2 separate regions of the Homo sapiens genome follow, and region 1 is linked to region 2. Evidence: read pairs that join two places in POLR2A ChIA-PET (ENCODE). Cell type or tissue: Panc1. All regions are shown on one strand. Links, peaks and the distances in the headings refer to the core of each region. The heading gives the core; the rest is flanking DNA.

Region 1 (2,500 bases), core at 1-2,500, 380 kb before region 2:
CTTGTTTTGTTGACTTCAGTATCCCCAGCCCTTAGAACAATGCCTGGTACATAATAGAGACTCATGAATTTGTTGAATGAAGAAATTCGTTTTAAAAATTTATTTTCTTTGCTTCCTTCATTGTCTGGCCTTCCTACTTTGGTTAATGCTTATGTTTTCCTGAGCCTTACTAACACGAGGCCGCTCTTAAAAAAGAGAGAGCGCTGGGTGCTGTGGCTCACGCCTGTAATCCCAGTACTTTGGGAGGCCGAGGTGGGCAGATCACCTGAGGTCAGGAGTTCGAGACCAGCCTGACCACCATGGTGAAACCCCATCTCTAGTAAAAATGCAAAATTAGCCAGGTGTGGTGGCGCATGCCTGTAATCCCAGCTACTCGGGAGGCTGAGGCAGGAGAATCACTTGAACCCGGGAGGTGGAGGTTGCAGTTAGCTGAGATCGCAGCATTGCATTCCAGCCTGGACAACAAAAGCGAAACTCCATCTCAAAAAAAAAAAAAAAAAAAAAAAAAGGGAGAGGGAGCTTGCTGAGTCTAGTAAGTGACAGCTGGAAACGGGCTAGGTAATAAGTTGGTGTCACTGTCTGGTGAATGATCCTAGCTTCTAGGAAATAACACTGAGTGTAGACCCAGTCGACTTTGATTTGGGTGAGAGGGATTTGGATTTGCCCCATGTCTCAGCATTTCTTGGTTTTGATTTTTTGAGCCAACTTTATGGAATTGTGTACTTTTGCAGATATTACTGTGAAGTTCCTTTTGACCTTGAGCCTCTTTCTGGCGGTTTGATGTCTGTTAGTGTTTTTTCCAAATATGATGGTCTTTATGCTTGGCATTCCTTTGGTACTATGGAATGCCCTGGCATCAGTAGGTTTAGCCTATAAGGAGGGTAGCACCAATGATTCTGCTTCGTTGTCCCCAGGCTTGCTTGGTAGAACTTAAGGCCTCCCTGAGCCTCAAGGGAGGTTGTCTGGCTTACTTAATTCCCTGGAAAGTTAGCTTATGCTTTACTCTATACTGTTAATCATGGTGACCATTAATACCATGTGCCAGGTATTATGTTAAGCATTTTACATTCATTATCTCCCTTAAGACAATAAGCCTCTGAGATAAGTATTATATTCCTTCTTTTATAGAGGAGGACATCAAAGTTCAGAGGTTAGGTAACTTGCCCAAGATCACAATTAAGCAGTGGCATAATTGGAATTCAGACCCAATGGGTCTGACTATAGAGTTCCTGCTCTTAACCACTCTTCTGTAAGTCTAAGACTATTTTTATTTCTCTAACAACTATTCAGCCTCCATTTCTATTATGTCTTCTTCTTAGGCCATTATTTTCTGACCCTGGGGCAGGATCACTCACTTGGGGCCTTATAGCTGGGACACTGACGCTCAAAATACCAGGAGCTGCTGGAATGGGTATTGTAATATGTATGGTAGATACTGCTCCTCGTGACCTTGGCTGCCTTTCCTTCATCTGAGCTTTCTGGTCTAGGGACAGCTTCATCTATTCACTGTTTCTTTCCTAAGTATGAGTTTTAGAGACTGGCGAGGCGCTTGGGGCAGGAGTATCTACTGACTCCATTTCCTCCTTCTAGTTCAAAAGGTGATGACCTATCAACAGCCATTCTCAAACAGAAGAACCGTCCCAATCGGTTAATTGTTGATGAAGCCATCAATGAGGACAACAGTGTGGTGTCCTTGTCCCAGGTAAGCTGTGGCCACAGACTAGTCTTTCCTTACTGCACTTACTTGAGGGATTTTCCCAGGTTTCTTTTCTCATTTTTCTTGCAGTGACTGCAGATAGAGTGGGGTTTACTGGGAATCCCAATCTCCAGGGCTGCTGCTTACTCCCCGTCAGCCCAATGACCCAAAGGCCTTAACTTTCTTTCCTCAGCCCAAGATGGATGAATTGCAGTTGTTCCGAGGTGACACAGTGTTGCTGAAAGGAAAGAAGAGACGAGAAGCTGTTTGCATCGTCCTTTCTGATGATACTTGTTCTGATGAGAAGATTCGGATGAATAGAGTTGTTCGGAATAACCTTCGTGTACGCCTAGGGGATGTCATCAGGTGTGTGTGGGGTTTTTGGCTTCACAGGGATGGGAGGCCAGAGATAGCCTGCATTACAGGCAGGACCCATGTATTACAGGCAGGACCAAGTTCTTGGCACCTGTCGATGCAGGAAGCCTCCTGGTCATGGGAAGACTTATGCTTCAGGGTTGTCTTTAGGTTTTGGTTCTGCCTCCCTGGGACTTCAAAATCCATTTCTGCAGGTCCCTTGAGACAAATTGGCGTTCCTGTAACTTTCTTGATGGCTTTATTTTTTCCTACTAGAGGTGTAATTTATCATACTTATATCCTGGCTTAGGATACCACTCGAGGGTGTGTATGTATATGCCAAATAATCTCCTCACTACTCTCACTAGTATGTCTAATTGATGGCTTGTGTTGGGGTTGGAATGAGGTGGGGGTATGGGCATGGAAGGTGAGCTGCTAGCAGGTCTTTTA
Region 2 (4,645 bases), core at 1,456-3,955:
ATTATATCAGTGAGGACCCTGGCAGGAAACAGATAGCACACTCCAAGGATACAGGGAAAACCATGTTTCCCTACTCTCTACTCCCTCTCACCACTCAATACTTCTGTGACCTCTGGGTACCCATAAGTGTGTGGGGATTTCTCCCCACCAAGAAATTATCTGGCAGACAGTTCCTCAGTGGACACCAGATGGGTGTCCCCTAATTCAGTTCAATTCTGACATCATTTACCTGGAGGTAGCATCAGATCCCACAAGTTGAGGGTTCAGTTCCACAAGACTGCCCCCCTACTTCAGATACCAATTGCAAGCACAGAGTGTGGCCTATGCTTCTGACTGACCAGCTATAAATAAGGGTTTCCACAACCCACCTGGGGTTCAATTAATTTGCTACAGCGGCTCACAGAAGTCAGAGAAACACTTACTTATGCTTACCCATTTATTATAAAGGATATTACAAAGAACAGATAAACAGCCAGATGAAAGGGATGCATAGAGTGAGGTATGGGGAAAAAAAGGTGTGGAGCTTTCATGCCCTCTCTGGGCACCCTCCTCCAGAACCTCCATGTTTTCAGCTATCCAGAAGCCCCCACCCCAACTTAGTCCTTTCGGGTTTTTAATGGAAGTATCAGTACCTAGGTATAATTGATTACATCATCAGCCATTGGTTTATCAACTCAAGTTTCAACCCCTCTTCCCCTACCCAGAGGTGGGGAGTGGGTGGGACTCCCCACCACTACAGAATGTTAGAGAATGTTCCAACTCTCTAACCATGTGGCTGGTTCTTCTGCTGACTAGCTCCCATCCAGAGGCTGTCTAGAGGCCCCCAGCCACCAGTTATCTCATTAGCATACAAAAGACACAATCTCTCCCAAGATTCCAAGGATTTTAGGAGCTATATGTCAGAAAAGGAAGATGAAGACCAGATATATATTTCACAATATCACATACACTCAAAAAAAATTTAACTGGAAAGATTTTAATAAAGGGACAATTTAAGAGATTAGGTCAGGATTAAGGAACTAACATGGGATGATAGGCAGTTGGGGTCTAGCAATGGTGAGAAACCATTATCATACAAAGGCTTGAAGGGGCAAGAGGAGGGAACAGTGTTTCCAAAGCCTGTCATCCCAGCACTTTGGGAGGCCGAGGCGGGTGGATCACCTGAGGTCAGGAATTTGAGACCAGACTGGCCAACATGGTGAAATCTCATCTGTATTAAAAGTACAAAAATTAGGCCGGGCATGGTGGCTCACGCCTGTAATCCCTGCACTTTGGGAGGCCAAAGCAGGTGGATCACCTGAGGTCAGGAGTTCAAGACCAGCCTGGCCAACATGATGAAACCCCATCTCTACTAAAAATACAAAAAACTTAGCTGGGTGTGGTGGCGGGTCCCTGTAATCCCAGCTACTCAGGAGGCTGAGGCAGCAGAATCGCTTGAACCCAGGAGGCGGAGGTTGCAGTGAGCTGAGATTGTGCCATTGCACTCCAGCCTGGGTGACAAGGGTGAAACTCCATCTCAAAAAAAAAAATTAGCCAAGCGTGGTGGTGCGTGCCTCTAATCCCAGCTACTCGGGTGGCTGAGGCAAGAGAATTACTTGAACATAGGAGGCAGAGGCTGCAGTTAGCTGAGACTGTGCCACTGCACTAGAGCCTGGGTGACATATTGAGACTCTGTATCAAAAAAAAAAAAAAAAAAAAAAAAAAAAGAATAGAGATAGACCCGTGGAAGGGAGGCAACCCAAAAGGATCACTGTAGATCAGTGGGCCTCAATCTGTAGACCACTTTGGGAGGCCAAGGTGAGCCTTGGGATTCTCCTGCCTCAGCCTCCTGAGTAGCTGAGTAGTCAGGAGTTGAGATGGGGTTTCACCATGTTGGCCAGGCTTGTCTCAAACTCCTGTTCTGGATAAACAAAACTTAGGAAGTTCATTAATAGTACATCTGCCCATAAGAAAAGCTAAAGGGAGAAAGAAAAAACAAAAAACAAACAAAGAAATGCTAAAGGGAGACCTTCAGAATGAAACAAAAGGACAAAAAGTAATAACTTACAGCCACACAAAGAAACAAAGATCTCTGATAAACATAACAACATAGCAGGCCAGGCGTAATGAACTTCTTGGATATGTATATACATACTTTTCATCAGATTTCAGATGTTTTGTCATTATTTCTTCAATTTTTTTAATGCCCTGTTCTCTCTATTCTCCTCCTGAGACTCCTGTGATGAGGTATATTTGATGGTATCCCTGAGGCTCGTTTGGATCTCAAACTTTAGCACATATCAGAGTCACTTGGAGGGTATGTGAAAATGCAGTTTGCTGGACCCCATCCTCAGAGTCTCAGATGTGGTAAGTGGGAAGTAAAATCTAAGAATTCGTGTTTCTAACAAGCTCCCAAGTGATGCTGCTGCTGCTGCCCAAAGGCTACTCTTTGAGAACAACTGCCACAGGGGAAATTATTCACTGCCAGAACTGCAGCAAGATGAAGGATTTGGGGAATTAATACCCCTCTCTCCTTCCACCACTGATCAGTTGCTGCTTCCCATGGGCCAGCCCCAAACAGAAGCCAGAAAGCAGGTGACCCTAAGTAATGCTATCTGCAGAGGTCAGCCTTCCAGGGAGCAGAGCAGGGCCGTGAAGAGTGGAGAATGGATAGGCTGGGGCAAACAGAATAACCAGAACCATCATGGACAGAAGAATGGATAGATCAATGGAAAGAGGGGTGGATGGATGAATTAATGAACAGATACCTGAATAAAAGGATAGAAGGCCAGGCACGGTGGCTCACGCCTGTAATCCCAACACTTTGGGAAGCGGAGGCAAGCAGATCATTTGAAGTCAGGAGTTCGAAACCAGGAGTTCGAAACCAGCCTAGCCAACAAGGTGAAACCTCACCTCTACTAAAAATACCAAATTTAGCCGGGCATGATGGTGGGTGCCTGTAATCCCAGCTACTCAGGAGGCTGAGGCAGGAGAATCCCTTGAGCCCAGGAGGTGGAGGTTGCTCTGAGCCAAGATCGTGCCATTGTACTCCAGCCTGGGTGACAGAGTGAGACTCTGTCTCAAAAAAAAAAAAAAAAAAAGGACAAAAGAAGAACAATGGCTAACAGAGCTTATTGTGCGTCAGCCTCTAAGCTAAGGGCTTTACTCAGGGTTCCTCACTTAATCCTAAGAAGTAGATCTTCTACCATTCCCATTTTACAAATAAGGACACTAAGACACAGAAACTGGAGAATTTTCACCTTGTCGCAGTTAGTAAGTGGTGGAATCTGAATCCCAAGCTAGGCGCTCTGTCTGCAGAGTCTCCCTCCTCTGCACCGTGACTACCCGTGCTGTGCCATGACCAAGTGGCAGACAGGCGGTGTGGAGTGGAGGTAAAGACTGCAAACCCTAGAGCACACCTGGGTCCAAATCATGCTCCAGTACTTACTAGCTGTGTGGCTTTGTGCTCTGAGCCTCATGTTCCTTATGTGTAAAATAAGAATAATAATGTGAAAATAAGAAAAACTACATCAATGGTATTGTTTTGGGAAAGTTAAGCAAGGTAATAGTGGTAAAGTCCTTGACATAGAGCCTAGCACATAGTAAACAATCAAAAATACCATTACTATTATTATGATTAATGAATGGAAAGAAGCTAAGTCAGAAATTTAAGAGGGAAATGTTCCCCCTCCCTCTCTCCATCCAAAAGAGGGTCTAGGGTTTGGGTGACGACGGGTGACTGGGCGTTTCACATTTAGTTTCTCTTTCAAGGCCTTCTCTTCTGACCTTTCTCATAAGGATGGGAAGTCACTTGTCCCCTCCCCCATCGGCCGATTCCTTGAAATTTTAAGATTTGTCTGAATATGAGCTGGCCAGCCCCTCTCCTTAGAAATCCCCTCTTGGTTCCCAGGACTGAGAAAAGGGGGAAAATGAAGGGGGCTATTCCAAGCCAGTCTCCCTCCAGCTGTTCCTTTGACCCAGGTGTTGGACATAGGAAAACAGTAAATAGAGGAAGGGGAGGGTTTGCTGAGCCCCAGAGGCCTGAGATGTGGGATGGGGGTCCTGGGCCTCCTCCCAAGGTACCTGGCCTTTCAGCTCTGCTTGCCCCAAGGGAAGGACTGGTTCCCACATAGTGGGCAGGCACAGTGATGACCTTGGAGGCCACCCCAGGATCTCATGGTTGTCCTGAGGGTGCCAGGGAGCCTTCTTCACCACCAGCCCAAGAAAGAAGCACCAGTGAGGACAAGGGATAAACCTAAGGAAGGGAGCACAGTTCCTCACTGTGGGCCCCACCTTTGACCATCACTTCTGAACCCCAGCTTCATGGTTGATGATGCAAATGCCATCAATGGGATGACAGGGCAATCCCTCTCTCTGGAGAAACAGTGCACAGCCCCCTTTACTGGGCCAGACTGCAGACTTAAGTTCTCAGAGCAGGAGCCAAGGAAAGCAGAAGGAAAGGGCAACCGCAGGGGGAAGAAGGGGGGCAGGGTGCGATTCTGCCAGAAAGAGGGGGGCAACAGGGGAATCACAGAATGGGACATGAAGGGGAATTTCAGGCAGAGAAAGTGAAGCTCTGGCCATAAATAGGAGTCAGCTGCAGGGCTCACATTCCCAGCCTCACATCACTCACACCTTGCATTTCACCCCTGCATCCCAGTCGCCC

What was found. ChIA-PET counts read pairs that join two places held together with the same protein. Peaks named below come from ENCODE experiments on the same cell type or tissue, not always from the same donor. Only the 100,000 strongest peaks of a DNase experiment are listed, where the experiment ranks them.
Region 1: POLR2A ChIA-PET joins it to region 2 with 5 read pairs; 3 of 35 experiments call an interaction of 5 or more read pairs at or near these places.

What each region holds. Positions count from the first base shown.
Region 1 is chr9:35,067,453-35,069,952 of GRCh38, reverse strand. VCP (valosin containing protein) reads left to right here. Exons shown (of 17, transcript NM_007126.5): 2 at 1,591-1,702; 3 at 1,890-2,062. Among named protein-coding and RNA genes, the nearest start is that of VCP, 3.9 kb to the left of the region's middle. In Panc1, for the core only: no CTCF peak of the experiment used is centred there; no DNase peak of the experiment used is centred there; H3K4me3 peaks cover 96 bases.
Region 2 is chr9:34,691,221-34,695,865 of GRCh38, reverse strand. CCL19 (C-C motif chemokine ligand 19) reads left to right here and starts at 4,590. Exons shown (of 4, transcript NM_006274.3): 1 at 4,590-4,645. It also overlaps a transcript of PHF24 not described here. In Panc1, for the core only: no CTCF peak of the experiment used is centred there; no DNase peak of the experiment used is centred there.